Linked DNA regions of Homo sapiens: region 2 is linked to region 1. A link is a contact called in ENCODE Hi-C or POLR2A ChIA-PET data. All regions are on one chromosome and are shown on one strand. Each heading gives the region's core, a stretch centred on a gene start or an enhancer-like site at or near the end of the contact. The rest is flanking DNA. Distances are from core to core; before and after follow the strand shown.

Region 1 (2,700 bases), core at 81-2,580:
ATATAGGTCTTGATCTTCTCATCAGTAAATCTGAGGCTTATGTTCTACATTTTCTCGATTCATTGCAAACAGATATAACAATTGTTTCATAAAAAGAGACACAAATTTACCTAGACATTAAAGAGTGGAGGATACTGTGGGATTTCTGTACAAAATTTTGTTGCAGTCAAAAGGGGGAAATTCAGGGCCACATTAAAATCATTTGGTTTAATTATAGCATAAGAAAAAGAGATATGAGACCAGGTGATCCCAAACTAGCTCATTCTAGAAAGCTGATTAGAAAGAGTAATAATACAACAAATAAAGGACTGGAAGAGCAGTTCTCAGAGAAAGCCTTTTAAAGTAAAATTAGGGTCATGATTATTTGGTGAGCACCCACTGTTTACAAGACACTGTACTTCAGCCATACTGATGTTTAAATTACTCTTCAGAGTAGAGAAGAGGCTGGAAGTTGGGCAATCTAACTATACCAAAAGGGCCCACCTGGTTTGGTTGATTTCTTATTTTTTTTGGAGATTACAGGTCTCTTTTTTAAAAATCTGATAAACATTATGGTAATTATCTCAAGGAAAAAAAAAACAGATAAACCCATGACATTGTGCATATGATCCAGGGGTTTGTGGACCCCTGAAGTCCTTTATAGACTTATTTGGGTTCAAGATCTCCAGATTAGGAACATAACCTCAAAACTATGGAAGCATGAAGCAGAGAGTGGAGTGTTACAGAGGAAGGTTGCTTTTTTGCTTTTGCTTGCTCTCTCTCTCTCTCTCTCTCTTTCTCTTTCTCTCTCTTTCTCTCTTTCTCCCTTTCTTTCTTTGTCTCTCTCTCTCCCTTCTTTCTTTCTCTCTCTCTCTCCCTTCTTTCCTTCCTTCCTTCCTTCCTTTCTTCTTTCCTTCCTTCCTTCCTTCCTTTCTTCTTTCCTTCTTTTTTTGAGGCATAGTTTTACTCTGTCACCCAGGCTGGAGTACAGTGGCTCTATCTTGGCTCACTACAACCTCTGCCTCCTGGACTCAAGCAATTGTCTTGCCTCAGCCTTCTGAGTAGCTGGGACTACGGGCACATGCCACCTGCCTGGCTAATTTTTTGTAGTTATGGTTGAGATAGGGTTTCCCCATTTTGCCCAGGCTGGTCTTGAACACCTGAGCTCAAGAGATCCACCCGCCTTGGCCTCCCAAAGTGCTGGGATTACAGGTGCCTGGGCAGAAGCTTGCTTTTTCCTGGAGCTCCACCAGATCATTGACACAACTTAGTCTCAAGCTGAGAGTCATGTCCACCTGCTCAAAGTGTTGAATATATTGAAGCAGAAGATATCAGGTGACACCTGTGTCTGAGGGCGCATGACCACAAAGCCTGGCAGAGAAGCCCAGGTGCACATGGGTGCAGGAAGTAGACCCTTAGGAGAATTCCGTGGTCATTCCGTTTGATTTTGGATAATGCTCTCTTCATTGAACTAGGCCTTGTTATGCATGCCTGGGTTTGGGTTCTGGCTTTCCTACTAACTAGCTTTTCCCCTGTTAACTGAATGTTGCAACCACTGCGGATCTGAGTTTCCTCATCTTGGGGGATGAGGGATTAGAGCACATCATCTTTAGATGATTACTTTTCTAAGGCCTCCGCATATTTCTCCTGACCTGCAGTCATGGGTCAGCTAAGTTACCATTCAGTTACCTTATTTCACCTGTGAATATGAGAGAATATCTGTCTGTGTTTTGTTATTTAAAATGTATGTGAATCCCCATGCTAAGTGAGTAGACATTAGCTGCTCTTGGCACAGAAACAAAAAAAGGGTAACTACGTGAGATGATGGATATGTTGATTTGCTTCACTAACATTTTTACTATCGATGTGTGTCCCTAAACATTATGTTGTATACCTTAAATATATGCAATAAAATTCATCTTTAAAAGGAAATTTAAAAATTAAAAAATAAAATGTATGTGAATCCCCAACAGATGCTGCATATTTTATTTTATTTTATTTTACTTATTTTTCTCCCAGACATAAAATTATTTTTCTTTCACTGAACAGGTCTTTGCATAATAAAGGGTACCATAATAGTAATAGCAAATTGTTACTGAACACTTGTGAGCCAAAAACTCAGTTAGTACGGGATAAGTGCTTGGCATGCATTATTTCATTCAGTCATCGCAATGTTGTGAGGTAGGCACAATTACATTTTACAAGTGCAAAAACTAAGACATAGAAGAAAATATTAAATATTTCAATTACACAAGCATTTAAAATTCCTTTCCTAATATCACCCTATAGACAGTGAAAAGAGTAATGGTCTGGATTCTAAAAATGAGACATTCGCAATGCATGTATTAACAAGAGATTGATATCGGGAATACATAAATACCTCCTATGAATCAATTTCTTAAAAAGTATTTATTGTATATATTTAAGATGTAAAATATGTCTGGGATACATAGATAGTGAAAAGGTTACTATAGTCAAGCAAATTAACATATCCATCATCTCACCCACTTTTTTTTGTGTGTGGCAAGAGCACCTAAAATCTACTCTTCAGCAAAACTCAAGTACAATACAATATTATTAAGCATTGTACTGCATTTTTAACGTTATTTCTGGGTAACCTCAGTTTCTCCCGAAGCCCCAGCCATAAATGGCATATACAGTTTGACAATGATTTCTCAAATTATCTGTGTGCATATTTAACCACAAACAACAATTTTCTCT
Region 2 (2,700 bases), core at 148-2,647, 260 kb after region 1:
AAATTTTTCATTTATTTATTAAGTCCTAGTATGTGTCAAATATTGTGTGAGGCTCTAGAGGTATAATGAACAGAAACAGCTACTGCTTTGCCTTTTTGGAAGGTACATGGATCCTGTACGATATGCAGGGATACCAGATCAGCTCTTCTAGAACTCAAAATTGGTGCTCAACAGATACTTGTTGAATGAACAACTGAATGAATGAATAAAAATATATTTTAAGATTGTAGGGAAATATATAAATACACACATATATACATACATGTACATACATGTTAATTGAGAAATCTGGCAAAAATATTAGAAGGTTTTAAAGCTTTAATTTTTATAACGATAAGATTTGATTATTAAAACATTATATAAACACACCATGTGTCCTTCTCTGATAAGGCGTAAGTCTAAGTTATTGTCCTAAACCCTCCTCTCCTTTTTGACTGCCCACTTTACATACTGATACTTAAAAAAAAAAAAATCAACTCAATGTCTCTTCATGTGACATATTTGAAACCAAAAATTCCTAAGGCATTGAAACTACAACCTCCGGATATGCTGTCACATTCCTCCCTGCTAGGCAGTCCATGGAGGAACACAAACAGCCAACTGCTGGACTGAGTGTATTCATCTGGCCTTCAGTAGCGGACAGCCAGAGAATTCACCATGCTGCTTCTCCAAAGACAAATGTTAAGGAACATAAGGGGAAAAAATGGATGAAGATCAATAATAACAGAACCTTACTATTAAGCCGACATTTGTATCAGACTTGTAATTTTTCAAAGTACCTTCAGTGCCATAATTTCATTTTGTCCTACCTGCATTCTGTAAAAATTGAAAAAAGAACAATTGAATCCATCATTGGGCAGATGAATAAAAGGAGATAAGGATGAAATTAAAATAAGGTTCTAATCCTACAGTCAATTGTGTGCGTCTTCATTATTAGATCATAAGGACAGGACACAGTGTAATGTAGGCTATTTATATAACAATGAGAAACATATTCTTTAGCAAAAGATGATTCATCAGTTTTTTTTTTTAACACTTGATCCGAGGCTATAAGAAATAGAATACTGCATTACAGGAGAACGCTCTTTTATATAAAAGTTGCTGAGAATTTTGGCTATTTTGGTTGATAACACACCTGGTACTCCCAGAGGGCTTTGCCATGCATTGGTTATTTATTGGTTACTGTGAATTTCTTATAAAAACAAAATCCATCAGGTTTTACAAAGTTTGTATGATAAAATTCTAATGGTCATTTCATTTTCTAATATAAAATATCTGAGAAGATGTGGAAAATAACTGAATGATACAAAATGAAAACCTTTGATAGCAAAGTTGCAAAAGCCTTGCATTGAGTCATAGACTGGAATGCTAGACTTGGCTCTAGCACCAACAAGCTGGGTGATCTCGCTAAGGATCTCTCTCTCACATGTATCTCTCATATGTATGGATAAGCTTTACATATTTGTTTATTCATGCTGAAATTATCTATTTCAGACTGCCCTGCCTTTACAATATAGCAACTCATTTTTCATGGGATGGAAGAAATTATGTGTTTTTCTGAAACCACATCAATTTTCAAAAGCAGCTGTAGCAACAGACATGCATTTGCACTGGAATTTTGGCTTCAAGGCCAGTACCACCTTGAAAATCTGGCTGATTTCCCCAAACCCATAAGTTGGAGAAATACCAGGAATAAAAAGGGGAATTACAAGGATGATTTAAAATGTTCTTCCCTCCACTTAAAGTTAGTCTTTTCAAGTTGCCAAGAAAACAAGTCAAGATCAAAATGGAATTAATAGATAGCTGGTATTTAACTACAGAAACATTGCAATGAATAAATTAGCCATTAGTTTAAAATAAAGGACAATTGAATTTTAATAATATATTCCAATAAAAAAGCAAGAACAGAGATATGTCCTTTTGGCTTTGAGAAATAATTCTTAATTTTGTTTTGTTTTGTTTTCCAGTATTGTTTCCCCCCCAATCATATTTTTCTTAAGAGAAAAGCCTTAACTAAGAAATGATCATTGTCAACCTGCAAAGTACTTAGCCACCTACCAGTAACAATTCACTTTCATTTTTTTTTCTAGATTTTTGTTTACTTTTATTTTCCTATGCCCTCTTAAGCACCATTTCTCTTTTTTCTTCCTGGGCATACAAGAAAGGTCAGTGATGACTTAAAAATTGCACAGAGGTCTGCCTTTTATACATATACGTAGGCATATACCTGCAATTTGAAAACATGGTTTAATTGGTCTTGGGGTAGAAAAAACAAATTACAATGGACTCATCTAGGCTGTTTGCCTCCTTTTGCTTTTCTGTCTTTGCAGGTAAAGGAAGATACAAACCCTGTAAAGCCACAGGTAACCAGAGCACTATATTTTAGGACAACAAAAAGGCTCCTTTTTTCTAACTACACCCAAATTTGTCTCAAAACCACCTCCCTCCCTTTGGTCCAATTATTTAAAAAACAATTATTCCTCTAACCACCAACTACACAAGAAATCAATAGGATTTCTGGTAGTCCTTCAATTTCATAAACCAACTAGGAAAAGCTTCTTTACATACACACATGTGTTAAGGGGCCATGCAAGCTCTGCATCCACATGGGCAGAGGGAAGCATAATCTGCCCCTCTTCTTACCTTGATTAATGTTTTTAGCAAATTTACCACAAAGATTATATAATCTTATGTCCACAC

What was found. A loop is a pair of places that touch in the nucleus more often than their neighbours do. ChIA-PET counts read pairs that join two places held with the same protein, here RNA polymerase II (POLR2A). Pooled maps may share reads with other maps.
Region 2: a map of ascending aorta shows a loop between it and region 1 (2.9-fold over the local background). The contact joins two enhancer-like sites. A Hi-C loop is called at or near these places in 1 of 168 maps with a recorded cell type or tissue (ascending aorta) and 3 of 50 pooled maps. POLR2A ChIA-PET finds 5 or more read pairs at or near these places in 2 of 52 experiments (OCI-LY7 and activated naive CD4-positive, alpha-beta T cell).

What each region holds. Positions count from the first base shown.
Region 1 is chr12:14,953,066-14,955,765 of GRCh38, forward strand. All of the region lies in intron 1 of ARHGDIB (Rho GDP dissociation inhibitor beta), which reads right to left. Among named protein-coding and RNA genes, the nearest start is that of ARHGDIB, 7.2 kb to the right of the region's middle. Within about 2 kb of position 1,331, at least 7 of the 41 ENCODE cell types and tissues checked have a DNase peak (open chromatin) inside an H3K27ac peak, as active enhancers do.
Region 2 is chr12:15,208,490-15,211,189 of GRCh38, forward strand. The region is part of intron 2 of RERG (RAS like estrogen regulated growth inhibitor); the gene reads right to left. Among named protein-coding and RNA genes, the nearest start is that of RERG, 12 kb to the right of the region's middle. Within about 2 kb of position 1,398, at least 3 of the 41 ENCODE cell types and tissues checked have a DNase peak (open chromatin) inside an H3K27ac peak, as active enhancers do.